Linked DNA regions of Homo sapiens: region 2 is linked to region 1. A link is a loop called in an ENCODE intact Hi-C map of the cell type or tissue named here. Cell type or tissue: OCI-LY7. All regions are shown on one strand. Each heading gives the region's core, and the rest is flanking DNA. Links, peaks and the distances in the headings are about the cores only.

What was found. Hi-C counts contacts between places; a loop is a spot of excess contacts. Peaks named below come from ENCODE experiments on the same cell type or tissue, not always from the same donor. Only the 100,000 strongest peaks of a DNase experiment are listed, where the experiment ranks them.
Region 2: a loop joins it to region 1, with 5 times the contacts of the local background. A loop is called at or near these places in 4 of 110 quality-filtered maps.

What each region holds. Positions count from the first base shown.
Region 1 is chr2:119,402,334-119,417,757 of GRCh38, reverse strand. No RefSeq gene overlaps it. Among named protein-coding and RNA genes, the nearest start is that of TMEM37, 22 kb to the left of the region's middle. In OCI-LY7, for the core only: CTCF peaks have their summits at 9,669 and 9,874 (motif pointing left); a DNase peak (open chromatin) is centred at 9,847.
Region 2 is chr2:119,303,631-119,319,054 of GRCh38, reverse strand. It overlaps C2orf76 (chromosome 2 open reading frame 76), which reads left to right. Exons shown (of 6, transcript NM_001322331.2): 4 at 1,552-1,589; 5 at 7,352-7,433. Among named protein-coding and RNA genes, the nearest start is that of C2orf76, 55 kb to the left of the region's middle. RefSeq lists enhancers at 5,684-5,783, 11,221-11,722 and a silencer at 7,038-7,097. In OCI-LY7, for the core only: CTCF peaks have their summits at 7,312, 7,512 and 7,974 (motif pointing right); DNase peaks (open chromatin) are centred at 7,044, 7,454, 8,014 and 8,354; H3K4me3 peaks cover 2,500 bases; H3K27ac peaks cover 2,500 bases.

The DNA of each region.
Region 1 (15,424 bases), core at 8,589-11,088:
GGAGGTTGCGGTGAGCTGAGATCGTGCCATTGAAGTCCAGCCTGGGCAACAAGAGTTAAACTCCATCTCAAAAAAAAAAAAAAAAACCACACACACACACACACACACACACACACACAAAACAAAAAAAACATTCACCTGGGCATGATGACTACTTTTAGTCTTTTCTTTTCTCCAGTAATTAGTATTTCCTGCGTATTTGATGACATTCTAAGGAGAGGGTCTTAAGAAATTGCATTTTTTTGGAAGAAGTTTTCCCTAGTCACATAAGGGAACTCCAGAGAGAGCACCTCCCTGTGCTTCGTAGTTGGGGTTTGGTGGACGGAGAAAAAAGAGAAAGTAAGAAAATCGTTGGTTCTGAGAGAGCTTCTGAGGCCTTCTAGTATCCTTTAATTCAAAAGTGCTCAGCATATGCCAAAGCACTGTATTTTGGGGGTATTGTGCTCTCAGCCTCAACACTGACAACAGGTAATATCTTTCTTCTACTTTCCTGTACTAATGTTCTGCTTCCTGATACTTTCACCCACTGGACTGGTGGTTCCCATCCTTGGCTGCTCAGTGGACTCCCATGGGGAGCTTTTAAAAATATGGATGCTGCCCAGTGCTTGCTTTGAGAGTCTGAGGTGGGAGGATCACTTGAGGACGGGAGTGCAAGACTAGCTTTGACACATAGCCAGACTCTCTTTCAAGCTATATGTGTATATGTGTGTGTGTGTGTGTGTGTGTGTGTGTGTGTGTGTATTTCAGACATGGTGGCACATGCCTGTAGTTCCAGTTACTTGGAAGGCTGAGTTGGGAGGATTACTTAAGCTCAGGAATTCAAGGTTGCAGTGAGCTATGATCATGTCATTGCACTTCAGCCTGGGCGAAAGAGCAAAACTCTGTCTCTTTTTTAAAAAAAGGTGGGGAGGAGAGGGAGGGTGATGCTTGGACCCTTGGGCCCTGCTCCAGAGGATCAGATTTAATAGTTTGGGCTGGCTGGTTGAAAACCATTGTCCTAGACTCTTCAGCTGTGGCTGTGGCACACACAGTCAACCCAGGTGCCCTTTACCACATTTGCCAACTTTTCTTCCTTCATTGACCTAGAACTCAATTAGTGAGAAACTAATGAACATTTAGTTGTAAATGGATGATTTACTCCCCTCCAAGAAGTGGAGGGAAGTACTTTTAATGTGAAGATATTGGTGAACAATAACAGGTCTCTAATTCTCAGGCTATTTGGCAGTGTAGAAATGTAAAGCGAACCTCTAGGGAATTTACTCTGAGAGTAAAGTGAAACTTTTGAGGCCAGACTCTAAGCTAGGGTTGCCAACTCTAACTGCACATTAGAATCACCTGGGAGCTTTTTTATTTTTATTTTTATGTGTTTTTTTTAAGAGACAGAGTCTCGCTTTGTCATCCAGTGGCATGATTTCGTTGCTCACTGTAGCCTTGAACTTTTGGGCTCAAGGTATCCATCCTCCTGCCTCAGCCTCCCAAGTGGCTGGGATTACAGGTGTGCACCACCACACCTGGCCAACTTTTAAAACTTTTTTTTTGTAGAGATGGAGGAGGAGGTCTCGCGGTATTGCCCAGGCTAGTCTTGAATTCCTGGCCTCAAATGATCCTCCCACCTCAAGCCTCCCAAAGGGCTGTGATTACAGGCGTGACTCACCATGGCTGGCCCACTTGGGAGCTTTAGAAAACACCACCAAACCCCTGTCCCAGACCAAAGAACTCGGAGTTTTGGTATGGTTGGACAAGGGCATATTTTAAAGTTCCCTAGGTGATTTTAATGTGCACTCGAGGTTGCAAACCTCTGCCCTCAAGGCTTTCTGCTTTCCTTAGTTTCTTGCTCTACTCTTTTCATCTGTTCTGGGTTCTCAGGAGATGTTTTGATCTTGGAGTTTCATTTGTTTGTTTATAATTGCCCTAGAGCAACATGAGCTCAGAAGTGGAGGGTTGGGGTTGGCTCTTCCTGTAGGTAAATGTGGTAAGTTAGAGACTGCCTCTGTGTGTGTGTGCTGGAGATCTGTGTAGCTGCATCAGTTTACACACATACCTTAAAAGAGAAGCTATTCTTGCTTGTCCACATGCCACTTACTTGGTAATTTCACATGTGTCCAACACAAGTGAGAACCAAGGAACAAGCCCCCCAGAAGTTCCTCTACCATCAAATAGGGTCCCTGATATCATTACAGGTTGAGCATCCCTGATTTGAAAGTCCAAAACCTGAAATGCTCCAAAACCCAAAACTTTTACATTTTATTCAATTTTATTTTCTTAGAGACAGGGTCTCATTCTGTTGCCCAGGCTGGAGTGCAGTGAGTGGTGCAATTATAGCTCACTGCAGCCTTGATCTCCTGTGCTCAAATATCTTCCCACCTTAGCCTCCTGAGTAGCTGGGACTATAGGCATGCACCACCACACTTTGCTCAAAATCCAAAACTTTTGAGTGCTGACTTGATATCACAAGTGGAAAATTTACACCTCATATGATGGGTCACAGTTAAAATGCAGGTGTACAACACACGGTTTATTTGGAGTCCCCAAGGGAAAAAAGACAGTCCCAGTTCCCTTCAGTTGCAATGTATCTTTTCTGCCCATGCCTAGGTTCCTTCACACAAGCACACCCACAAAGGGTAACAAAATGACATGTGTACAGGTTGGATGTGCCAATGGCAGCTTTCCCACAATGCAGTACGTGGGGACAAGGCCTGACGGTGTGTGCATTATTCATTTTTTTTTTTTTTAATTCTCTTCCTGTAGTGAAGAGATGTTCTTGAAAATGTCAAAAAGGCCTGCAGACACCTTTATGGGTAACAGCAAAACAAAAAGAGGAAACATTTATATGTATAGCACAGGAAGTCAAGCTGTTGAAAAAGCTGGAGAGCAGTGCAAATGCAAAACGTCTTACAGAAGAGTATAGTGTTTGAATGGCCATTATATATGACCTGAAGAAACAGAAGGATAAACTGTTGAGGCTCTACACTGAGAGTGATGAACAGAAGAAGTTAATGAAACATAGAAAAACACTGCATAAAGCTAAAAATGAAGATCCCAATTGTGTATTGAAAGAGTGGATCTATCAGCATTGCCATGAACACACGCCCCTTAATGGTATGCTGATCATGATACAAGCAAAGATGTGTCACAATGAACTAAAAATTAAAGGGAACTGTAAATATTCAACAGATTCTTTGCAGAAATGTAAGAAAAGACATAACATTACATTTTTAAAGATTTCTGGTGATGAAACATCTGCTGATCACAAAGCAGTGGAGGAATTCACTGATGAGTTTGCCAAGGTCATTGCTGATGAAAATCTGATGCCAGGACGAGTCTATAATGCTGATGAAGCATCATTGTTTTAGTATTATTGCCCCCAAAAGACACTGACTACAGCTAATGAGACAGACCTTGCAGGAATTAAGGATGCCACAGAGAGAATAACTGTGCTGGGATGTGCTGATGTGGCAGGCATGCTAAGTGTACACTTGCTGTGATAGGAAAAAGCTTGCATTCTTGCTGTTTTCAAGGAAAGAATTTATCAGCTTATTATTATGCTAACAGAAAGGCATGAATCACTAGGGACATCTTTTCTGATTGTCTTCACAAACATTTTGTACCAGTGGCTTGTTCTCACTGCTGGGAAGCTGAACTAGATGTTGACTGCAAGATTTTGTTATTTCTTGACAACTGTTCTGCTCATCCTCTGGCTGAAATTCTCATAAAAAATAATGTTTATGCCATGTACTTTCCCCAAACATGGCTCTATTAATTCAGCCATGTGACCAGGGTATCCTTAAATCAACAAAGAGTAAATATAAAAACTCTTTCTTGAACAGTATGCTAACAGCAGTGAACAGAAGTGTGGGTGTGAAAGGTTTTCAAAAGAAGTTTAGCAAGAAGGATGCCATATATGCTGTCGCAAATGCTTGGAACACAGTGAAGACAGTTGTGTAGGCCTTGAACAATGTCTGGCCTGCAACTATGTTCAGTGATGACAATGAACAAGGTGGTGATTTTGAAGGATTCCGTATGTCAAGTGGGAAAAAAGCAATGTCTGACCCCCTTACATATGCAAACAAACAAACAAACAAAAAAAACAACCTCCAGAATCTGTCTCTAAGCTGGGAGAAGTGGATATTGAAGAAGTTTTCAAGATCAATAAGGAGACTCTAGTTGTTCATTCATTTACTGATGGTGAAAAAGCCAAAATGGCTCTAAATCTAGTTGATCATAATAATAGAGATATGAAGATGTTATTGTTAATGTAACACTGCAGAAAAAGTGCCTATAGACCATGTGGTGAAAATGTGTGATGGGCTTATTGAAGGGCTGGAGCAGTTTAACAGAGCAAGAAATCATGTCAGTTTATAAAATCCAAGAGAGATTTTAAGACAAAAACAGTTGTGAATAAGGCAGAGGACTCTGGAGGAAACATTCTAAAAGCCATCCAGCAGAATACCTCCTCATCTCTACAAGACCCACTTCCTGGGCCCTCAACTGCTTCTGATGTTTCTTCTCACCTACGAAATAAAGTACAGCACACAGTAACTTTTTATTCAAAACATATTAGCTGGACCCTGGGGGCTCATGCCTTTAATCCCAGAGTTTTGGAGGCTGAGGTGGGAGAATGGCAAACCCAGGAGTTGGAGACCAGCTTGGGCAACATAGCGAAAACCATCTCTACAAAAAATAAAAAAAATTAGTTGGGCATGGTGGCATGTGCCTGTAGTCCCAGGCAGAGGCAGGAGGCATGGAGGCAGGAGGCAGGAGGATCACCTGAGCCTAGGGAGATTGAGGCTGCAGTAAGCCATGATCGTGCCACTGCACACCAGCCTGAGTGACAGAGTGAGACCATGTCTCAGAAACAAACAAAACACAAAAAACAAAAAACAAACCCCACTAAAAATGACAACAAAAGCCTGCCGTTGTTTGTTGCTGTTGTTTTGCAGCTGATCCAGGTGTTCTGGTGATGCTACTATGCTGCTTAATTACCATGAGTACATTATTTTTTCACTCTATTAATGATATGTAAGATTTTTTACTCTTAAATATTTACATGTGAATAATGGTAAGAAAATGATTGCCTATCGGTAGCATATAAATTCAGAGTCAGGAGTGATGGTGATGCCAAACAACCACAGATTGTCCACATGGGTGGCTGCGATTGTGACACCTTTGCTTTCTGAAGGTTCGCTTTGTTCCATGCACAAAATTACTAAAAAATTGTATAAAATTACCTTTAGAATATGTGTATAAGATGTATATAACACATCAGTTTAATGTTTAGACTTGAGCCCCATATCCAAGACATCTCATTATGTATAAGCAAATATTCCAAAATCTTTTTAAAAATCTGAAATCTGAAACACTTCTTGTCCCAAGTATTTTAGATAAAGGATACTTGGCCGGGTGTGGTGGCTCACGCCTGTAATCCCAGCACTCTGGGAGGCTGAGGCGAGTGGATCATGAGGTCAGGAGATCGCAATCATCCTGGCTAACATGGTGAAACCCTGTCTCTACCAAAAAATAGAAAAAACTAGCCGGGCTTGGTGGCGGGCGCCTGTAGTCCCAGCTACTCCGGAGGCTGAGGAGAATGGCGTAAACCCAGGAGGCGGAGCTTGCAGTGAGCCAAGATCGTGCCACTGGGCGACAGAGCGAGACTCCGTCTCAAAAAAAAAAAAAAAAAAAAAAGGATACTCAACCCGCATTGAATTAACATAGCATACTTGGCGTCACCAAATTAACATAGCATACTTGGCTTCGCTGCTGAATTCTACCAAATAGTTAAGCACTAGTGCCAATGCTACTCAAACTATTCTGAAAAACAGAAGAGGAGATGATACTTCCAGACTCATTCTACAAGGCCAGCATTACCCTGATCCCAAAACCAGACAAAGACACATCAGAAAATGAAAACTACAGGCCAATATCTCTGATGAATATTGATGCCAAAATCTTCAACAAAATACTATCAAAGTGAATTCAACAATATGTTAAAAAAATCATTTATCATGACCAAGTGTGATTTATCCCAAGGATGCAACGGTGGTTCAACATACACAAATCAATCAATGCGATACATCATATTTACAGAGTGAGGGACAAAAAAAATGATAATTTTAATGAATGCTAAAGAAGCATTTGGTAAAATTCAATATCTCTTCATGATAAAAACCCTCAACAAACTGGGTGGAGAAGGAGCATACCTCAACACAATAAAAGCTATATATGACAGACCCACAGTTAGTATTATACTGAATGGGGAAAAACTGAAAGCCTTTCCTCTATGATTTGGAACACAACAAGGATGTCCACTGTCACCACTGTTATTCAATGTAGTACTGGAAATTCTAGCTAGACCAATCAGATGAAAGAGACATGAAGGGCATCCAAATTGGAAAGGAAGAAGTCAAATTTATCCTCGTTTGCAGATGATATAATTTTATATTTGGTAAAACCTAAAGACCCAACCAAGAAACTATTAGGACTGATAAACAAATTCAGCAAAGTTGCAGGATACAAAGTCAACATACAAAATCAAAAAATTTGTAAATGTCAACATCGAACAATCTGAAAAGAAATCAAAGCAATCCCATTTACGATAGCTACAAATAAAATAAAATACTTAGGAATTAACCAAGAAGTGAAAGATCTCTGCAATGAAAATTATAAAACACTGACGCAAGAAATTGAGGAGGACACAAAAAATGGATATTCCATGTTCATGGATTGGAAGAATTGATATCATTAAAATATCTATACTACCCAAAGCAATCTACAGATTTAATGCAACCCTATCAAAATACCAATGACATTCTTTACAGAAATAGAAAAAAATCTAAAATTAATATGGAACCACAAGAGACCAAGAATAGCCAAAGCTATCCTAAGCAAAAAGAGCAAAATTGGAGGAATCACATTACCTGACTTTAATTATACTACAGAGCTATAGTAACCAAAATGGCATGGTACTGGCCTAAAAACAGACACACAGACCAGTGAAACAGAATAGAGAGCCCAGAAATAAATTCATACATCTACAGTAAACTCATTTTTGACAAAGTTTCCAAGAACATACATTGGGGAAAAGACTGTTTCTTCAACAAATGGTGCTGGGGGAAAACTGGATATCCATATGCAGAAGAATGAAACTAGACCCCTATCTCTCTCCATATATAAAAATCAAATCAAAATGGATCGAAGGCTTAAATCTAAGGTCCCAAACTATGAAACTACTAAAAACAACATTGGCGAAACTCTCCAGGACATTGGAGTGGGAAAAGACTTTTCTTTTTGCCTCAGGCATAGCAACCAAAGCAAAAATGGACAAATGGGAGCACATCAAGTTAAAAAGCTTCTGTACAGCAAAGGAAACAACAAAGTGAAGAGACAACCCATGGAATGGAGAAAATATTTGCAAACTACCTATCTGAAAAGGGATTAATAACCAGAACATATAATGAGCTCCAAAAACTCTATAGAAAAAAAATCTAATAATAGATTTAAAATGGGCAAAAGATCTGAATAGACATTTCTCGAAAGAAGACATACACATGGCAAACAGGTATATGCAAAGGTGCTCTGCATCAATGATCATCAGAGAAATGCAAATCGAAACTACAGTGAAATATCATCTCACCCCAGTTAAGATGGCTTTTATCCAAAAGACAGGCAATAATAAATCCTGGCAAGGATGTGGAGAAAAAGGAGCTCTCATTCACTGCTGGTGGGAATGTAAATTAGTACGATCACTATGGAGGACAGTTCGGAGGTTTCTCAAAAAACTAAAAATAGAGCTATCCTATGATCCAGCAATCCCACCGCTAGGTGTACACCCAAAAGAAAGGAAATCGGTATATTGAAGAAGTATCTGCACTGTCATGTTTATTGCAGCACTGTTCACAATAGTCAAGATTTGGAAGCAACCCGAGTGTCCGTTAACAGATGAAGAAATAAAAAAACGTGGTACATACACACAAAGGAGTACTATTCAGCTATAAAGAAAGAATGAAATCCTATCATTTGCAACAACACGGATTGAGCTGGAGGTCATTATGGTAAGTGAAATAAGCTGGGCAAAGAAAGACAAACATCACATGTTCTCACTTATCTGTGGGAGGTAAACATTAAAACAATTGAACTCTTGGAGATGAAGAGTAGAAGGTGGTTACCAGAGGCTGAGAAGGGTAGCTGGGGAGGGTGAGGATAGAGGTGAAAGAGGGATGATTAAGGGGTACAAAAAAATAGTTAGAAAGAATGAATAAGACCTAGTATTTGCTAGTGCAACAGGATGATGACAGTAAAAAAAAATTAATTGTACATTTAAAAATAAGTAAAAGAGTATAATTGGATTGTTTGAAACACAAAAGATAAATGCTTGAGGTGATGGATACCCTATATACCCTGATGTGATTATTACACTTTGCATGCTGTATCGAAACATCCAATGTAACCCATAGATATACACAACAACTATGTACCCACAAAAATTAAAATAAAACAAAAACACATAATATACTGATTGATGTTCTGTGACCTCAAGTTAATTGGAAAAGTTGGGTCATGTGTCCTTAAGAAGGCAGGGAGCCCACAGGCATTTAACATGCTTTCTATCCATTGTGATGGGCTGTTCCTGCCTGAAGGGGTCAGCTGCAAATATTTGGGACAGATTTATGTGCAACCAGTTACGTAGGTTATTCCAATGTGTGTCTGTGTTAGGGATTACAATATTATTATAATATTTGTTGAGCACTTGTGTACTAGATACTGTGCTAGGCACGCTAGAATGTATTGTTTCATTTATTCCTCACATCAACTTTTTTTTTTTTTTTTTTTTGAGACGGAGTCTCCAGGCTGTCGCCAGGCTGGAGTGCAGTGGCGCGATCTCGGCTCACTGCAACCTCTGCCTCCCGTGTTCAAGCGATTCTCCTGCCTCAGCCTCCCGAGTAGCTGGGACTACAGGCGCCCGCCACCACGCCCAGCTAATTTTTGTATTTTTAGTAGAGACGGGGTTTCACCATGTTGGCCAGGATGGTCTCGATCTCTTGACCTCCTGATCCGCCCGCCTTGGCCTCCCAAAGTGTTGGGATTACAGGCGTGAGCCACCGCACCCGGCCCGCATCAAACTTTTTAGGCAGGAACTACTATATCTCCATTTTAGGGAGAGGCAACAGAAGCACAAGGAAGTCAGGCAGCTGACCCAAGCTCGTTTGCATCTGGGGTTTCAAATCCAGGGCTTTCTGCACCATCAGCACTCTCAGCACAACACTTGCACTCTGGACTCACCACTTGCAACCTGGGTGCTCCCTGAAGGCCTGGGTTTGATTGAAGAGTCTCAGAAATCTCCCAACGGCATTTCCTGGAGACATTTCAGAATGCCCAGCTGCCTAGATGGTGAGAAGAGCACCAGGAAATGCCTCCCTCTGGGGAAAATCTAAGTGGGGACTGGAGCAGACTGTGTGGATTCAGGGCTCTCACGCCCCTGGCAGGCTCGCTGAGCTGGGCGGTGCTGTTAATTCAATGCAGATTGAGTGTCCTTTATCCAAAATGCTTGGGACCAGAAGTGTTTCAGATTTTGGATTTTTTTTTTTTTTTCAGATTTCGGAATATCTGTATATACAGAATGAGATCTCTTGAAGACGGGGCCCAAGTCTAAACATGAAATTCATTTTTTTCATATACATCTTTTACATGTAGTCTGAAGGTAATTTTATACACTGTTTTAAATGGTTTTGTACATAAGACAAAGTTAGTGTACACTGAACTACTGGGGTCACCACCAACACAAATGTCTCAGCCGAGAATAAACTTGGCTTCCCAAGTCCTGTCTGTGGGTAGAGGGCCCACAAATCCCAACACATTCCAACATCTCCCTCTGCTGGCCTCTGCCTGACATTACAGACAAATAATTGATTTATTCCCCACCCAAGTCTGGCACCCCACTGCCACAAACATATACACATCTTGCAGACATAAGAGATTTTAGTGCCTCTGTGTCTCTTTCCCTCTTCTTTTGGTAGCACTGCCCTGTTCTCTGGGGGGAGACTGGCCCTCTCCCCTTGCCCACGTTACCCGTTCCCAATGGAGCCACAGTCTCAGAATCCTGTCATTCCTGGCTGTGGCAAGGGGCACATGGCCTGGGGGTGGTGACAGTAATGGATGGGTCTGAGGGGTGAGTGCCTAGTCAACCTAAATGGGACAGTTCTGGGGCATTATATATACACTTGGAAGTCCCTTCTTCCTCTAGGGTCTCCGTCGGTGGGGCAGTCAGCAGCCACTGCCCTCCTCTCTGCCTAAGAAAGTCCCTCCCCAGCAGGACAGAACAAGGCCACTGCACAGAGACACCCTAGGGAGGGAAGGCTGGAGGCACACTCAGATCCACACCCTGGATCTACATTCCTAGATCCAGGCCCAGTGGGCCAACCAGTTTGCTGTGGGACTTGAAACTGAAGTGGAGAAAAAAAGCCACACACGTTGAAGCTGGGGGCTCCCTAGAGATTTGACCACCATTGCAACTGAGCATGTGGACTTGGCTGTGCACACTGGTCACTGTACCTGGGAATATACTGAGTCAGTCTGCACAGTATTCATTAGCATTCATTTTATTTGTTTTTCAGCCATTTCTTGTGTACATCTTTTTGTTTATTTCCACCCCCAACCCCCATCCCAACTGCCAAGCTCTCTCACTGTCTCCTGAGCAGGGACAGGTGCTTTCATTTTGTCCAGTGGTGCAGGTCCTGGTCCTGCGATTTTAAATTAGAAAGACATCAGGCCAAGCCTCAGTTTACCCAGTGATGGGGGAGCCCTATGGCAGGAGCACACCTGGTCCCTCCCCATCTCCCACACAGCCTCTGGCTGCAGTGACACTGGAACCCAGGGAGGCAGGATGTTCCCAAATGTCCCTTAGTGGAGTAACAAATGGCAATGGCTTGGCAATCATATTGCCTAGAGCTGGGAGTCCCAAATGCAGCAACAACAATTAAAAGTGTAAATGTTAATGCTAATGTCGCTTCTGCATTCTAAGGATGATGGTAAAATTCCCATTTCTCATACAGGGAATAGGAGGAATTCCTCTCGCCATAGTAGTCAGCCTGGCGTCTGGTCCTGCTCTGCCCTGGAGGTCCAGCATCCAGGGCCTGCCATGTTCCTGGATCCCCTTCCCAGGCCAAGGTTCAGCTCTCCATCCCTGCTGCTGCTTGTGTGGTGGTGATCCAGCTCCCTTAGTCAAGGGTCATTTGTTGACCCCTCCCACTTCCAGCTCATATTCTGCACTTTGAGGGACTGGAAGTGCTGTGGTTTGAATGTTCATGTCTACTTCAAAATTCATGTTGAGCCTTAATCCCCAGAGCAACAATATTAAGAAATGGGCCTTTAGGAGGTGATTAGGCCGCTTGGGCTCTGTCCTCATGGGTGAGATTATTGTCCTTAAAAAAGGGCCAAAGGGAGAGACTTTGCTCCCCTTCATTCCTTTTGCCACAAGAGAACACCTGGACGATGCCATCTATGAGGAATAGGCCCTCACTGGACACCGAACCTGCTGGTGCCTTGATCTTGGACTTCCCAGCCTCAAGAACTATGAGAAAATAAATTTGTTTTTTATAAATTACCTGGTCTCAGGCATTTTGTTATAGAAGCACAATTGGACTAAGACAGAAGACTGCAGTTCAAAAATGACTGGCTTGGAGCCAGAGAGGTGCATGGCTCAAGCTTCAAGACTTCTTTCTTAAATGGGTCTCTTCTAAATCAATATTAGCTTTCAAACCTAATATGAGATAAATAATTTTACACCTTCTGTTTTGAGGAGACTCCACCATATTGTATAAGCCCACAGAATTTTCATCCATCTGGCCAGTAGAGGAGCCCTAGGAAGGGCCTAGCCTGACTTAAGGAACTGTGAGGTCTAACATCCAGTCTTGCTTTGTTCTTTGGTGTTTCCAGCTGGGGGATGCTCAGGTGGGTGCAGTCAGGTGATTGGTCTTCTCCATGGAGTCTATCCATGTGGGGGGAGCTTGGGCTTCCTCTCAGCATGGCAGCCTCTGCAAAGTCAGCCCTGGGAGGTGAAGGTGTCAAGAGTGAGCATTCCAGCGAGCAATGCAGAAATGCATGATAGTTTTTCTAACATCCATTTTAAGCTTGCCCTTTCCTACATTATACATTTCTTCAGATCATAAGTTTTGTTGCCCACTCAACACCAGTGCCAGTTTGGAGAAGAGAGAGACCACCCAGACCCACACATGGGGCCAAGCAGAAGGCACCACAGAGACCCAAATCAGTATAAAGTGGGGTTCTAAGGATCAGAAAAAGTGAAATCTCTCCCACGAGCCCCAGCAGAAGGCATGGCCCCTCTCGCTCAAGGAGAGTTGGGATGGGAGTGTTATGATTGGCATACACCAGGTGTGAGTCTGGACCTGGGCACCTGCTAGCAGGTGTGGAGGGAAGAATGGCTCCTGGCTTGGCTGCTCTTGGTGTCAGCCACAGGCCCCTACTGGCAGGGCTTCCTGTCTTCTAGGCACTCCTTAGGACATGAGGTACAGGAGCTCCTACCCTGAGAACATGCAATGGATGGCACCTGGCTCTTCTTTAGGGCCACCAAATTCTGCCAGATTCTGTCCAACCAGGGCCAGCTTCGTGAGTGCATGACCCACACACAGTTCCCTGTTTCAGAAGGACCCGTGCTTGCTTTAAGCTCTGCTGTCACCATTGTCACACCCGGTGACAGTGACACTCCCATCCCAACTCTTCTTGAGTGAGACGGGCCATGCCTTCTGCTGGGGTTTGTGGGAGAGATTTCACCTTTTCTGATCCTTAGAACCCCTCTTTATACTGATTTGGGTCTCTGTGGTGCCTTCTGCTTGGCCCAATGTGTGGGTCTGGATGGCCTCTCCCTTCTCCAAACTGCCACTGGTGTTGAGTGGGCAACAAAACTTATGATCTGAAGAAATGTATAATGTATAATGTAGGAAAGGGCATTTTGACATTCTGAATAGTTTTGGGGCCAGGGGCCCTGCATTTTCATTGCAGGTCCTGCCTGGGAGCATAGGAGATACAGGTTCAAGAGCAGATGGGACCAGAGGCCAGGTGTGTGGATCCAGAGAGGACAGAGTCCTGGGCCTTCTTACCCTGTTAGTCTACAGATGAGGAAAAGGAGGTCTCCGGGGAGAAGAGACCTAAGGGGTCCACATAGCTGGTTAGAGGTGAGACCAAGGCTCTGTGTTTCTACACCAAACTCCTTGAGCTAAAGCAGCTCCTAGGAATACCATGGAGGCATGATAGGTCCAGTGGCCACCCTCTGCAGAGGCAGCACAGAGCTATGGGGGGTGTCATCAGATGGACAGGAACCTGATTCCCAGCTGTGGGACCTTGGACAAGACCCTCAGCCTTCCTGTGTCCTCACTGGGAAACCAGGGATAACACTCATGGCCGTTGTGAGGACTCCCTGGGGTGGAAAGAACCAGCTGTGCCCTGTAAGTAAGTGTTTAATAAGTGTTAGTCCCCCTTGCTTGGTCCCTGCCCCTGGGGACAAGTCACGGCATCCACAGCTAGGGCCGCTGGACCCAGAGCACTGGGGGGACTTTTGGGCTCTCTGTCTGGGTGGGGGCTCCCTCCATGGGCTCGCCTGTCCCTGTGCTGCGAAGTCCACTTGCCTGTGCATGCTCCCCACCTCACATCCAACGATTGGCACAACAGTTGCAGAGCCCTGGAGGCTCCTATCTGAAGTGGCCTTACCCCTTCGTGGCTGGAGGTTGGGGACTTCTCAGGAACGGGGTTGGAGGAGCGGTGCCATGGAGGAACAGGGGAAGCTTCCACTTACTGCCACGTCCCATTCCATGGCTCATCTGCATTCTCAGCACTGGACGCAGTGAGTGGCACATGGCAGTGCTCAGCAAATGTTTGATGAGTCAGTGAATGAATGAAAGAAGAATGGAAACGCCAGGTACAGTGGCTCATATCTGCAATCTCAGCACTTTGGGAGGCCGAGGCAGATGGAACGCCTGACGTTAGGAGTTCAAAACCAGCCTGGCCAACGTGGCAAAACCCTGTCTCTACTAAAAATACAAAAAGTAGCCAGGCGTGGTGGCACGTGCCTGTAATTCCAGCTATTTAGGAGGCTGAGGCAGGAGAATCACTTGAACCTGGGACGGAGCTGAGATTGTGCTGCTGCAGTCCAGCCTGGGTGACAGAGCGAGACTCTGTCTCATCTATCTCAAAAAAAGAAAAAAATAAACCAGAATAGGAACAATGCCTGGAAGGAGAGAGAACTTACCAAAAATGTAAGCAGACAGGGAGGGTCTCCAGGGACTACAGGAATGTAATCCACTCAAGCAATCAGGGTATTTTACAGCCTCCTGCCCTGCAGCCTGGTTTTCCCAAACCCTTTGTGGCATGTGGTCACCTAGTTGTCTGGAACTGACTCCTGACAGACCCCAGCAACTTATAGATGAGGCTCAGTGAACTTTCCTGATGACCATGCTAAAGTATCCACCCTGGGTGGAGCTGTAGCTTTATAACCGTAACATGCAACCCACATGCTGGCGTGATGACTTGCTGTGCCTGCGCCGCTAGGACCCCCCTCTCCATGCAGCAATGCACCCTCTGCTGTCTGCATCACCGCCATAAAACCCTTCTGTCACTTCCGTCAGGGAGACACTGCTTTGGAGAATAAAACTCCTATTGATCAAAACCTGTGTTCTTGTGGGGAGTCATTTGTTACTTGCCAGGCAAATGAACCCCGGTGTTTTCGGGTAACACCTTCAGGCTCTGTTTCTTTTAGGGTCTGATTTTTAAATGCTGAGCAGAAATTTCCTTGAGACCTGTGTAAAGAGTGCAGTGTAGCTGAAGGATCATAAACCAGAAATCTTTGGCCCTGCACCCTGGGTGCTTTCTGAACTTCCGGGATGTTGCAACAGCCTCTGGTGCTTAGAAAAGCACCACCTTATCACTCTTGCCCTCTTTGCCCTTGCAACTGGGTTGTTTCGGTTCCAAGCTCACATGGCTTCTTTCCACTGGGTGGTTGCTGCAGGATGGGGCCAAAAGCAGGCAGTAGAGTATAGAAGAGTGGCTCTCAAACTTCAATGTGAATCAATTACCAGGAGGGCTGCTGAAACCCAGATGGCTGGGCCCTACCCCCAGAGCCTCTGATGCTGCAGGTCAGGGGTGGGGCTCAAGAATTTTTCTTCCATTAAGTTCTCAGGTGATGCTGAGGCTACTGGTCCAGGGACCACACTTTGAGAACCACTGGTATAGATCATCGCACCAAGAACATGGAGACAGGCGCTCCGCTGTAAAGTCCCGGTGACTTGGGTAACCCACCTATCCTCTTTTTGCTGTTTTCTCATCTCTGAAATGATGATAATAACAATCCCTAACTCAGAGTCATTGCAAGAATTAGATGCAATAATATGTGTTAAGCATATGCCACAGTCTCTGGCATATA
Region 2 (15,424 bases), core at 6,183-8,682, 96 kb after region 1:
ATAATAAACATATCTATAGTAAGAAAAAGGACATGATAGGTAATTTGGAATACTAGATAAGCTGAAAGTCAACTTTGTTTATTTTCTTACACACATTTTAAGCTTATTTTTAGCAATTATGGTTTATTTACATCCCTAATATGCATATTTTACTTAGGTTAGATTTATTTTTATTTCTTAGGAATACAGAGTTACTGAGGATTATGTTGACCTTGTATAAAAAATTACAAGGCCAGATGCAGTGGATCATGCCTGTAATCCCAGCACTTTGGAAGCTGAGGAGGGCAGATCACCTGAGGTCAGGAGTTCGAGACCTAGCCAACATGGTGAAACCCTGTCTTTACTAAAAATGCAAAAATTAGCTAGGTGTGGTGGTGGGAGCCTGTAATCCCAGCTGCTCGGGAGGCTGAGGCAGGCGAATTGCTTGAACTTGGGAGGTGGAGCTTGTAGTGAGCTGAGATCATGCTGCTGTACTGCAGCCAAGGCGACAGAGCAAGACTCCGTCTCAAAAAAAAAAAAAAATTGCAATAGATAACTGAAAGTTGACTATTTAAAATAATGGGCAAATTCAGAGTGCTAGTTCTTATCTAGATAGCCACCTTATTGTGTATTATGAGAACATAGTTAAATAAGGTCTGTTTTAAAAATAGATCCTTTCATTTCCTGTCACTGTTGGAATTCCTTGTTACAACGTGATTGATAGGAATGAGTTTTAGTTTAAGTTTGGGAGTTTATTCAATAATACACTGTAATCATAATGCATTCATTAAATGTTTAAATAAAAACGAGTGAAGAATCGGAAACTTTCTGAATTTCAACCTGTTGAATGGCTGTGTAGATTATGTAATTAAGGGCTGATTGTTGCTGAGTTCGAATTTTACCCAAGTGTGGAGAAATTACTTACTGGAAGTGCACAGTGTAGCCTGACTTCAAGATAAACAAATTAAGGAGTGAAGTTGGGTTTGAATAGAGCAGATGAAATGGTGTGAGCCTGTGCAGTATTTGCAAACCAAGAGACAGATAGTGATATTCCTGGGGCATTAGCAGCCTTGCTCAGATTCCCGGTGGTCCTAGATACAGTGTTTGAATACTGAGAGTGGCAACACCTGTATCATCATTTGCTCTCTTGTCATTATATCTCATCTGAATAGATTTTTTTGAACTGCATTTGCTAATGTCTATTTTAAGACTTTTTTTTTTACATTATTTGCTAATCCTGTTCTGTATTGACTCCAAAAAAACAAGGTACAGTAATCTGATTTGCTTGTCTTCCATTCTAAGAAAAAATGTGCTGAGTTGACAAAAAGTTCTGACACACACACTGCTGTGTGTCAAAGACCAAGGCTTTAAAAGATAAAGATCTTTTACTTCAGTTTTAATGATCTACAGAAGTAATTTTTCTTTTGCTGTATAGTATATTTCTAAATGAGTCTGGTTATAAAACAAGGACTTACATTTCTCAATTTCGTAGCCACCCTCCACCCATTTTAATAATTTGAAAAGAAGTTTAGAATAAACTGTGTAAAAAGATAACTTGCTTTTTTCTTTCAGATGCACTAAAGATTATTCATCAAGCACATAAATCAAAGGTATGTTCCACAGGTACAGTATCTGGCACATAGCAAGTAATCAATGTTGGTTGAATTTGTGAATAAGTGAATGAATACATGTACATCTAAAATATTTCCCATTATAATAGCGCTTTTTATTTTGTAGGTACCCTTTTTACTGCCTTAGCTTTTTCATTGAAGAAAAATAAGCTATTTCCCTGTTAGTAGTAGGTCCTTTTTAAAAAAGTGTTAATTAAAAAAAGTATACCATATTTTGTTTATCAAGCACATATTTAACATAAAATAAGCATAAAACTTGGAAAAGTAAATTCAATTTACAGATAAAAGAAACTGCTTATTATCTGGCAATCCAGTGTCTTTGATTTTCTTAATTCTGTACCAGAACAAAAGGGCCAGATGCAGACACAAATAATTCACTTGTTCTAATTTGATTCTTGCTGTGTATAAGAGAAGGCACAGAACTGTGGCTCTGGGAACACACCTTTTAGCTCCACCAAGGCCATGGCCTGCAATCCTGAAGTTGTCTTACCTTTCCCAAAGAGAGCTGTTTATTTATGGGTTTGTTGTGTGTTTATATTTCTGTTTTTTTACTTTTTTAGAGTAACGTTTTTATGAAGCCACAGTCAAAGATTTGTTTATCATACAGACAGAGCAGAGTGATCTTTTTTTCTTTAATCTCTGGCCTTCCATAGAGTCCTCATTAAAGCAGTAATCTTCCTGTATTATATAAACTACTCAAGAATAAGATATTATTTGTCATATCCCAATACCTAGCACAGTGCCTGGCTCATAGGAGTTTTTCCATAACAATTTTTGAATGAAGTATTTATTAATTCATTTTATTTCATTGTCTTCTGTAGTCGTAGATGCACTCCATACACTCAATCACCTTTCAGATAAATGCGTATCACAGATCACAAGAAAATGGCATGAGGCTATGTCTGTTGACCATTGATTAGTAACTGTGTTTTAAAATTTATGTTATTTAAAAAATATTTTTGTGGCTTAAAACAACACACATTTATTCTCCTACAATTCTGGAGGTCAGAAGTCCAAAATCAGTTTCACTGAGCAAAAGTCAAGGGTTTAGTAGGCTTGGTTCCTTCTAGTAACTTTATTTTTTATACCAAGGATTGTATATGCCAGTTTTACAATATCCATTGTGAAATGCCTCAAAATGTCATGCTCACACGTGTCTGGGGCTGTGGTATGGAATCTGCCCTTTTGATTGGTACTAGAATGTGTGGCCACCATATTTGGACTTCGTCCAATTTCTCTCCTCTGGGACAGGAATGTTTTCAACCTCATTCCTAAAATGTAGAGAATAGGTAATGTTCTATATTTTTGTGTATTATATACATCTAAAATACAAATACAAATATAAAATAAAGTTAAAATAAAACAATACGCTCTTCAAAAAGGTTGTAAAGCAAAGCAAGTCCCCATTCTCCATTCATTGCTGCATGTTCTACATCATTTGGCTTTTCATATGCTCATGTTGCCAAAAAGGAGTAAGTAGTAAATTATTCCTTTATCTTAGTGGAGACATAGTTCATCATGTTCAAATTATCAGTATTATAACATTTAAAAAATCTGGAAATTATCCTGTCATCGGAAGACAAAACAATCTTAGAATTGTTACTTATATTTAAGACATATGTTTCACACTGGCAGGTTCTAGTTATAAAATTAGGGCTTGTTTTTCCAGTTGAACAATGTATTTGTTTAAGGGAGGACTCCCAAAACAATTAAGTCACTCAGAGTGCTTCTGGAATCTGGCTTTATGAACTTTGATCCAAATCATAACAATGCTAGTTAAGATGCCCTGGGGATGGTTCTGCAAGTTTCTGCTTCAACTTTTCTAAGGGAAGAGTTCAATATATTTTCACAGATACGGTTTTAAAACTTCAGAGAAACTTCATCCACATGTCCTCATTTGTGCCTTATCCAGTTCACAGTCATTTTTCTCATTTCCAAGTTATTGTTGTCCTTTCATTTTCTATTCCCCATCTGCGGGGCCTGTGGCATTGCTGGCTTGGCCTGTTAGTGTTCCAACTCAGCTGTAATTTTAATCTCCTTCGTCAGCTGAAAGGAGAGACTTCTAAATAATTCCTTTGTCTTAATGAACTCATTCATAAAAGGCATTTTCCCCATTTCCCTAATTTTCTGGGCTTAGAGACTTTCCTAATTGCAGTTACTACATATCCTCAGAAATTTCTTCCCATTCCCACAATAAAAAGACTGACTGGATACCTTCCCACCCGAGCCTCCTCTGTGTGTGTGTGTGTGTATGTGTGTGTGTATTATGGATGGTAATCAGTGGTGTGTTTATAAAGTCGGAATAATTTCTATTAAGATTGAAATAAAAACTTTAATTTCCATTTTATGTGTGGAAGTCATATCCTGGAACAAACTTTATAAGAAATGTGCAAGGTCTTTAAAAAGAAAACTTAAAATGCTGCTGTCCTTCCTCACCCCTCACCACACACACACTTGAAAATACGCATCTAAACTCTGCGATTAATTTTTCAGACCCATTAAAGTGAACTCCTCTCAAGATCTGTGCGTTTCATTGTGTGAAACTGTACTTCAACTTAACAACAAAACAAAACCTGCTATGAGAGTTCCAAAATAAGACTTAAATAGAAATGCTTAGGATATTTTGGATAGGAAGATACAACAGCGTAAAATCAGTTCTCTCTTAATTTACATATTTAATGCTGCCCCAATAAAATACAATACTTGTGTTTATATGTAAACTAAATAAGCTGATTTTAAAATCAGTATGTAAAAAATAAGAATAATCAGGAGAATTTTGAAAAAGAGAAATGAGAGTAATTAGCTCTAACATATAAGACATGTTATAAAACGATAGTAATTAGAACAGTATGGCACTGTCACATGAACTGGTAGTTTAAGGGCACAGAATTAAAAGTTCCAAAATAGACCCCAATATTTCCAAATATGGAAATTGAATGTATAGTAAATATGGCATTTCAAGTTTGTAAAGAAAAGATGGAGGACTCAATAAATAGTATTTGAATAACTGCATAAACATCTAAAAAACAGCTAAGTTGAATCCATGTATTTTTCTTTATGCCAAAATAAATACCCCTTGGATTAAAAAATTAAACCCATAGATGAGGATAGAGATGAAACAGATGGAACATGACTTGATAATTTGTTCAAGTTGGGTCCTGGGTACAGGGCAGGGGGTTTATTACACTATTCTGTATCTATTGTATATTTGAAATTCTCCACGATGAAAAATTCAAAAAATGAAATTCTTAAAAATATTTGAAGAGAACAGGGAATTTAAAAAATCTTGGCGTGAAGAAGGGCTTTCTAAATATGACAGAAAACTGAGAAACGATATGAGATTGATACATTTTACTTCATTCACTAACTTATTTATTCCACGAAAATTCATTTAACACCTTCTATGTAAAAAAAAAAAAAAAAAAAAAAACCACTGAGAAAAGCAAGGAACAAATGAAAAGTGGGGGAAATTTTTCTAACTTACAGAAAAGGCCGAATTTCCTTAGCATGTGAAGATGCTCTAGACTCTACAATTCTATTGGAAAAATTAGCCTACAATTCCATTAAAAAATAGAAAATATTCAGAACTTTAAGCATAATAAAATACAAATTAAGACTATACTTAATCCACACCTGTCAGATTGGCAAGGATCAGAAGGCTTTGCTAATATACTGTGTTGGGAGGGTGTGGGAAACAGGTCCTCTCAGTGGTCCCAGTCCTCTCTGGAGAACTAGATAGCTGGTGGATGGGGATTGGAAGGAGACTGACTTTTCACTTTCTATTCATATATGCTTGGAGAACTTTGTATAATGAGTAGATATTACTTATTCTTTGTTTTTTGTTTTTTTGAGACACAATCTCACTCTGTTGCTCAGGCTGGAGTGCAGTGGCATGAACACAGCTCACTGCAACCTCTACCTCCCAGGATCAAGATATCCTCCTGCTTCAGCCTCCTGAGTATCTAGTAGTATAGATGTGTGCCACCACACCCAGCTAATTAAATAAAACTTTTTTTTTTTGTAGAGATCGGGTCTTGCTATCTTGCTCAGGCTGGTCTCAAACTCCTGGGCTCAAACAGTCCTCTTGCCTTGGCCTCCCAAAGTGCTGGGATTACAGACTGTATTACCTATTCTAAAATGATTTTTTGAGTAAAGTATTTTTTCTTTTAATCTGTATGCTCTGGAGTTTTAAGCCCCTGTGCTCTGCAGTGAATGAGGTCCATAAACCCTGCGTGGCTTGGGCTTCTGATTTGGCTGCTGAGAGGCCTTTCTGTTGACTCTCTGTCTCAGCTGTATTCTACAAATAGAATATGTTGCTAAACAGGTGTGTTCTGGTTGACAAGTAGTGCTGTGTGCCACTAGTGGTTATCTCTTTGTGCTATTTAGGGGCAGATAGCAACTTTTTTTTTTTTTTTTTTGAATGGAGTCTTGCTCTGTCGCCCAGGCTGGAGCGCAGTAGTGCAATATCAGCTCACTGTAAGCTCTGCCTCCCAGGTTCATGCCATTCTCCTGCCTCAGCCTCCTGAGTAGCTGGGACTACAGGCACCTGCCACCGCTCCCGGCTAATTTTTTTGTATTTTTAATAGAGACGGGGTTTTACCATGTTAGCCAGGATGGTCTCGATCTCCTGACCTTGTGATCTGCCTGCCTCGGCCTGCCAAAGTGCTGGGATTACAGGCATGAGCCACCGCACCCAGTCAATAGCAAGTTTAAATTTTCACTTGTATTTATGAGTCTCACTGGATTTGTAAATATCACTGGAGAGCACTCTCATTTACCCCCACCCCAAATCACATAGAGAAATATTCCAATTAATGTGACATGGAACCAGATGTTTTTTAGCTTGGGCAAGGTTTTTAGATATGTGGACTTCTGGCCGTTTGAAGTATACTTGTGGCCAGGTGTGGTGGCTCATGCCTGTAATACCAGTATTTTGGGAGGCCAAGGTCAGAGGATCACTTGACCTCAGGAGTTTGAGACGAGCCTGGGCAAGATAGTGAGACCCCGTCTCTACTAAAAATAAAAAAAATTAGCCAGGCTTGGCGGCACATGTATGCAGTCCCAGCTACTCAGGAGGCTGGAGATGGGAGGATTGCTTGAGCCTTGGAGACTGAGGTTGTAGTGAGCCATAATCACGCCACTGCACTCCAGCCTAGGTGACAGAGTGAGACCCTGTCTCGAAAAACAAAACGAAAAAAGGAAGTATACTTGCTTCTCTCAGAAGTCGGACTGGCCAGAGCTGGAAGCTCAGCTCTGTCGCTGACCAGGTGAGGATGGCAGAAGATGATGATGATGATGCAGCAAAAGAACAGTGACAGCTAAGAGAGAGTGCTCACCCTGCGGCCGGCACTGCTGAGGGTTTATATGCCCCATCCTGTCACCCTTACCACAGGTGATGAGGAAGGGGCCTCTCCTCCCCTTTTCTACCAATGAGGAAATCGAGTCCTAGAGAGGTTGTGTAGCTTGTTGAGAACACACAGCTGGGTGCTGGTGGAGTCTGGATTTGCATCCTGATCTGACTTCACGCCCATGCCACAGAACTGTCCCCACTGCTTTATGTGGTGCGTGAGCTCGGCAGGACCTCACTGTGCCTCTGTTCACTGCCCTCATTACGGCCAGGGCAGTGGAATCTACTTAGATTATTGCTGTGCTCAGAGTTACAACTCTGTGTCTTTGAGAAGTCTCACCAAACAAACCCATGTAAGTACTGATAAAATGCAGATTTTCTTTTTTTTTTTTAGACAAATGAACTTGTGTTGAGTTTGGAAGATGACGAAAGACTCCTGCTGAAAGAAGACAGCACTCTGAAAGCAGCTGGAATCGGTGAGGAAGGGGGCCTTGTGTTGCTGGAGGGGGACCTCTGCCGGCCTATCCTGAGGCCTGGCTGATGGTATTTGGATAACTCACTGGAAAGTAAATGCTGTCCTTGGTCCCCCTGACACTGCCCGGTAACTGTTCAGAGGAGGAGGATGAGAATGATGTGCATTCCGATCTCTTGGCTGAGGACAGTAGGTGTCTGCTCTCCAAATATGCAGAATGCAAATGGCTGTTTTCAGAAGGTATGCTCAGAATTCTCCTGAGGGTCATTTTAAGTGACGGGTTGTAAGTACCACGTCTACTTACTCTTATCATTGTCACTTGAGCCGATGGTTGGAGAGAAATGGACATAGTAAGAACTAATGAGGAATAATGAAACGCATTGTTGGTATCACATGCAGTGTGGTTTTTGATAGTCTTCCGAATCACTCAGGGCCCACCAAGGCATGGAATTTAAAATAGGAACCTGGTGTGTGCAGCTGAAAAGTACCTGATTGGGCCTTCCAGCCTAGAATGTGCATGTGGTTTTATTCTAAATAAATGTTATGTGACATGTTTTGTGACCATTAGATGTCACTGTTATTCTACGTATATGTACACCTAAAGCTGATCTGGCAGGAGAGGGAGTGGAGATTGTCAGGGAGGTCTGAGTGGTTAAAGGCAGTGTGCCCCTCACACACCTCTGCGGTTGGTGACGGATGCAGTGTCACAAGCCATGCTTCTTCTTAATTATTTATTAATTTATTTATTTTTTGAGACAGAGTCTCACTCTGTCGCCCAGGCTGTAGTGCAGTGGTGCAGTCTCGGCTCACTGCAACCTCCATCTCCCGGGTTCAAGCGATTCTCCTGCCTCAGCTTCCTGAGTAGGTGGGACCACAGGTGTGCACCAGCACGCTTGGCTAATTTTTGTATTTTTTTAGTAGAGACAGGGTTTCACTATATTGGCCAGACTGGTCTCGAATTTCTAACCTCAGGCGATCTGCCTGCCTCGGCCTCACATTGTTCATAATTATTTATATGCACTTGTTAAGGAACACGGTTAGTGAGGTGCACATTGGGAGCCTGAATTTTTTTTTTGACAAGTATTATTTTGAGTTACTTTAATCACTTGTATCAGGAATTTACTTCTGATTGATTCACGTGATGAGCATGAATTCCTGACATAGATCTTCTGAGTTAAATAGGATCTTAAATACCATGTTGTGAAATCTTAGACTTGATTTCTGTGTTGATGTCTACAATATTTGCTAGAATATTCTTGTCTTTCCATGTTATGAATATGTAAGGTTGTTATTTTGAAGAATGATTTTAAATTTGGCATTTGTTTCTTTAAATGCTATTATATTATTGTAGCAGGTGGCACCTTTGTGATTGGGGCATGTAGCACCCATAAGGTAGCCCTGCTTGTTGTTAAAGCATAAAGCATAATGAATATTACAGACTGATATTAATGGGGGTGTTGACAGACAGCTCCATGGAAAACACTGGAGAATCCAAAAATGAAAAAAAGGGTAATATTTCACAGGATGATAAAGTTGACATTTCAAATAAGTGAGGAAAGAATGATTTAGCCAGAAAATTATGTCAAGCCCATTGCCAAAGCATTCAGGAAAATAAAATTCAAACTCGTATCTCATCTCTGTTTTTATTACAAAATAAATTGTAGATGGGTTAAATGTTATAATGTAAAAAAATTTTTTAAAAAGAAAGTGTAGTTCAATAATTTCATAATCTTGGGAAGGAGAAGAGTTTTCCAAGCATGAGCTCAAAGACAGAAGCCATAAAGGGGGAGAAGTGATAAATTTGACTACCTATAAACTAAAAACTGTAAACACAGTTAAAGGAGAAACAATAAACTTTGAAAAATATCTGCAGCATATACAACAGATAAAAAGTTATTAGCCTGGGGTCGGGCATGGTGGCTCATGCCTATAATCCCAGCACTTTGGGAGGCTAAGGCGGGGAGGATCACTTGAGGTCAGGAATTCGAGACCAGCTTGGCCAATATGGTGAAATCCCATCTTCACTAAAAATACAAAAATTAGCCAGGTGTGGTGGCACACGCCTGTAATCCCAGCTACTTGGGAGGCTAAGGCACGAGAACGGCTTGAACCTGGAAGGTAGAGGGTGCAGTGAGCTGAGATCATACCACTGCACTCCAGCACAGCACTCCAGCCTGGGCAACAGAGTGAGACTCTATCTCAAAAAAAAAAAAAAAAAAAAAAAAAAGAAAAAGAGAAAAAAAGAAAAGTTACTAGCCTGACTTTATAAAGAGCCCTTGTAATTACTATGAAAAAGAAAAATTCTATTGATAGAAGAAATAACTCACACATAAAAAATAGCTCCACCTTATTAGGAGAGAATGAGTACTTATTAGAAATGAGTACATAGATACTGTTTTATGTAGTAGAGTCTAGTGTTAAGACTCTAGTCTGGGGCCAGGTGCAGTGGCTCATGCTTGTAATCCTAGCAGTTTGGGATGCCAGGCTAGTGGATCGCCTGAGGCCAGGAGCTCTAGATTAGCCTGCACAACAATTAGCATGCTCATCTCTATGAAAATAACAGAGTCCAGAGCCAGAGTGCTTGGGTCCAAAACCTGATTCTGTCTTTTACTGTCTGGGTGACCTTGGACAGCAGCAATTGTTATAAGATTAGCAGACATGAAAAAGTGGCATTGTCCAAGGGAGTTCAAGGTGTAGGAAAATGGATACTCTTATACCACCGTCGGGAATGAATATGACCTTGAATTTTCTGTGGGTCGGTTTGACCAATAAGACTTTCTCAAGTTTGAATTTCAATGGTACTTGTTTCTAAGCCAACAGGGACAAGCTGTGAGGTTGTGCTAAGTCTTCAGAAGGGTGGTGGGGTTAGCCCTGACCTTCCCTGTATGTGAAGCACTGATGTAGAGCTTGATTTATTGAATAGAAATAGAACATACTGTGTGATACCATTATTGTTTGGGTTTTTTTGTTTTTGTTTTTGTTTTGAGACCAGAGTCTTGCTCTGTCGCCCAGGCTGGAGTGCAGTGGCACAATCTCAGCTCACTGCAGCCTCCACCTCCTGGGTTTAAGCAAGTCTCCTGCCTCAGCCTCCTGAGTAGCTGGGATTATGGGTGTGCACCACCATGCCCAGCTAATTTTTGTATTTTTTAGTAGAGACCGGGTTTTGCCATATTGGCCAGGCTGGTCTCGAACTCCTGACCTCGGTTTTCCACCTGCCTTGGCCTCCCAAAGTGCTGGGATTACAGGCATGAGCCACTGTGCCCGACCCCATTATTGTTTTAAAATGTTTAAAGTATACATGTAAGATTATTGTTTATGCGTATATGGAGAAAAGATCATACGCCAAAATTATAGAAATGGTTTCTTGAGGTGCTGGCATTGCCAGTAATTGATATTCTTCTTTCTTTTCTGTATTATCTAATTGCTTTTATGGTGATTTAAAAATTTTTCTACAGTTTACATGTATTCCTTGTAATTAAAGGACGAATTTTTTTTAAAAGTATAAACCCATGAAGTTGGGGAAAATCGGTTAGAATGAAGGCTGTGTGCTTTGCTTGCTTTCTGTAAGCCTCTTATCCTCTCTGAAACTCTATTTTGTTTTCTGTAAAAACAGAATAATGAAACCTATTCTAGAAGGTTGTCATAAAGGTTGTGTAAAACAATGAAGGCATCCGGAGTGATGTGTGTAAAAGGCCCTCAGGAACAACTGCTTTGTTTGGAAACTGTCCTGGAGAAGGCAGTTGGCAAGTTTTGACTTTACTAAAATATTGAGTTGTTGGTCTTGTTGTGATTAATTTCAAACTGACTTATGTAATGAACCATCTGTAAAGGTGAGAAGCAAATCCCTCTTTTTGTCCTCTTACTTTAAGGCTATTGGTCCTGGATCAGAGTCAGATTATTTTCCCAGATTCTCCACTCATTTCAGGGTGTTGTGAGGACTCCAAACTGCCCTCCGAACTCCTAACTCCGAACTCCGGCAAGCCAGCAACCCTGGGCTCGGGGTGATTTGGGTCCCTGCAGGGAGCGATTTTCTCTTTGTTATCTAGAGTGGTGTTGCTATGCTCTTGGGGACAAGCTGAGGTTATACCTGGGGAAGGAGATGAGGGTACCTGGAGAGCAACAAAAAATTCTAGTGAGAATTGAGTTGTGAAAATGATACTTGAAATGTGATTTTTTTTTTTTTTTTTAAGACAGAGTCTCTCTCTGTCGCCCAGGCTAGAGTGCAGTGGCACGATCTCGGCTCACTGCAACCTCCGCCTCCCAGGTTCAAGTGATTCTCCTGCCTCAGCCTCTGAGTAGCTGGGATTACAGGCATGTGCCACCACGCCCAGCTAATTTTTGTATTTTTAGTAGAGACGGGGTTTCACCACGTTGGCCAGGCTGGTCTTGAACTCCTGACTTCAAGTGATCTGCCCACCTCAGCCTCCCAAAGTGCTGGGATTATAGGCGTGAGTCATTGTGCCTGGCCTGAAATATGTGATTTTTCTAGGGAATTTTCCCTCCCTCAGTGCCGTGTCTGGTTAGATTTTTAAGAGGTTTAAGAGAAAAATTCGAAGTCATCTCTGTCTCCCTTTTCACTGCTTGATCTTGCTGTAGAGCTGTCACTGCTATCACAGCCAGTTGCCATGGGAATAATGCCAGGGTAACAAATTTATCGTTAGGACTTTTCTGCAGTAGTCATGAAAGGAAAAGAAAGGCTGCAAGTGGGGAAATTAGGGGAAAAAAAGGTGTTTGAAGATTTCTTTTCTCAGGGAGAAATTCTCTAGTTCATCCTTTGGCTTTTTATCTGCACTGCAGATCCCCGTGGAACATTCTACACCTGACGTCAGTGGAGTTTTTGCTTGTGGACCCAGTACGAAAATACGTACTTCAAAAAGATTTGATCAGTAGAAGCAAGAAGAGACTTTTACCTAGAAATGTTACTTATAATTTTTTGTCAGCAATTGTAGTTTTATGGGCTAATTCCCCTAAGTAATAAATTTACATGTAAGCTTTTTTTTTTAAGTGTTATTTTCTCTCTTTCATTTTGCTACATTCTACTACTGTTGTCTTTCGAATCTGGTCTGGTTTAAGAGAGAAATTGTGGCTGGGTAACTCTTCCAAAGCCAGTTGTGTTTCATTGGAAACATTTTAAAACAAGATACAGCGGCCAAACTCTAAGTGTTTATCTGAGGGAAGCATTCTCGGCAAGCCAGGTCCTGTAATAATTCCAGAACTCCCTCGTGGTTCGTTTTCATTTTGCGTGTCACTTCTGTCATCTGCCCCCAACTGGAACCCTGTCGTTCACGCCTCGCCCCTTTGGGTGATCTTGTCTGTACAGCTAATATTGTGGGATTCTGTGGCTCCCCCTTCTCTTTCGGGATGATGTTTGATTTGTGTTTCCTTAAGGTGTGAGTCCCATTCCCTTTCTTTTTCTGGGTAGCAATATTTTAGGTCATGCGTGTTTTCTTCCTTCGACAGTATGTTATGGTGGCCGTTCTTCACTCTTACATAGAAACAGTGATAATCTGGTTACTCGGTAATGTGGGTGTCGGACCCAGGAAACTGGGGGATTCCAGAAGCAGGACTCAGAGTGAACCTCTGTAGAGTGTTTCCCGTTTTACCTTCCCACACCATGGTGGAAATTACAGGCATGTACCCAGTCTATCAAAGACCGAGGTTTTTTTTGTTTTTTTTTTTTTTTGTTGTTGTTTTTTTTTTTGGCTAGTTGTTTTCTTCAAACTGTAGTTTGAAATCTTCTCTGCCAGCAGATCCAAAACAAATATTTGAAGCAAGTCATGAAATAAAAGGCACAGCACTTGGGACGTCTGTTGGTGATGAAAACTTAGAAATATAACTCAGCTGTGAGCACAGCTTTGAATGATTTATAGATTAGGATTTTATGACATTTGGGAGGCTAGGCTATACTCCTAGAGCGGGAGAGAGGGTGAAACTTTGTCCTTTTGGTCTCAGATTGCCACAGAAGCCACACCTCGCCCTTCCTGTATTTTTTTTTGTCAACAGTGTGCAGTTATTGTCACATGTCAGCTTCCAAGATTGTGGATTTTCTGTACCACAAAATCAGTGCGTGTGTCTCAGGCTCCTTTTTCCAGACAACAGGGGCTGTGCCTCATACTACGTTGGTGCTGACTAGCATGAGGCTAGGGACTCAGACATATGGGTAAATCCTTGTTGATAGATGAGTTTATTGAGATAAATTAGTTTAAGAGTTTAAATACATTGCATTTAATTTTTCTTGGGATTTTATACTTAAAATCGATTGTTCTTATATTCTTTCATTTAAAGTCATTATCATTATGTTCCTGTTAAAGTTGTGTGTGTGTGTGTGTCTTGTCTGTCTGTCTGGAAGCATTATAAAATGATTAATTTTATATCCAAAGTTTGAAAGCCCTAGCTTGTGTTTATTTCATTAAACTTGAACATCAGTATTAAAAGGATCCTGCAAATGTATTTGGAGGGTTCTTGGTTTCATTTGATAGTAAGACGAAGGGATGAAGTGGCAGTGTATTTATTGGATTTTAGATTGCACATTCATTTCAGATTCCCATGCCAAGGCACTCTGCACCTGACTGCACTGCCGCCTGCAGCACATTTAATTTAAAATCAGGTGCCCTGGGGGACCAGCACAAGGTAGACTTCCTGAGGGTTCATCCCCAGCCAGTTTTAAAGGAGCCATTTTAAATAGTATTTGGGAAGCAGGAATTTAAGGGATAATGGTGGAAAGTGATGATGTAGAAACCTTAAAAATCATTTATAATTGGTTTTCACATAAATTGGCAAATAAATTTGCAGCATAAGTCCCTGAAATCATTCTCTGAAACATTTTCCACAGAGTCTTACAGATGTAAGAAAACATTATATTCTACTTCTTCTTAAGGACCACATTACTAAAATTTAAAACCCATTTAATGTTTTACTTTTGAATGTTTGGAGTAAATTTTAATTTGTGTGTTTTCCAATTTGTTAAGGGTGAAAAATTTTTTAAATCAGCCTGAAGTATTATAGTTTAACCCATTTGTTTACCTAGATTTCCTGAAAACAAGTGCAGTCATCTGAAAATAAAATCTTTACACTGCAGACTCTCATTTTGAGAGCTAGCATAAATGCCTTATGTAAATAATGGATTGATGTTTCAGTTAACTGGATCCAAAAGAACCTATGTGTCAAAACAGAACTCCTTGCTTTCCAGCAGCTTCTCTGAACCTACTATTGCTGAAGAGCCACACAACATATTAGTTTCTCAAAAGGGGTTCAGATAAATGTCAACTGCAGTAAGTGAAAATTGTAATTACAGTTAGCGTGGACTGAGCGAAGTGCTGTGTGGGCAAAGCACTGTGTAAAGTTCTGTATGTAAATAGCACATCACAGATAAAACCTTGCTCTGTGATTATTAAGAACAGGGTGTCTTTTGCTCATTCTTCATTAGAAGGTTGATTAGAATCACTTGCAAATTATATACATCTACCTCTGGGCATGCTTTGCTTCAAAAAAGGAAACCCCAGGAGCTTTTTCTATAAGGGATAGATTTCCAAATATCTTTGAATATTGAAGTTTTTGAAGCTCTCTTTCTTGATTTTCTTTTTCCCACTGATTCCAAGTGTGGAGGAGTCTTTTACCCATTCTTTTAGATGCCACTTTCTTGTAAAATTTAACTGTACCTTAACTTACTGTTTGCACAGGGTGCATCTTTTTACAGCTCCTCCTTATTGATCTCCAGTTTCTCTGTGCTGTATCCCCCACAGGCTCCTTGTCATGCGAGGTTGCAGTCTGATTTTCATCTACTCAGATTAAATTTAATCTTGAAGATATAGTAGAGGACTGGAATGAGGATCTGTGACTATGGGTGGCTTTATTTTCTTCTTTTGACACTTGTTTATTTTCTGTAATGAGCATGGGTAGCTTATGATTAACAAACATTAAATTGGATATTCTTGAAAACAGCAAAAACATTTTTAATGAAATGGCATGCTAATCTCATTAATTTCATTATTTTGT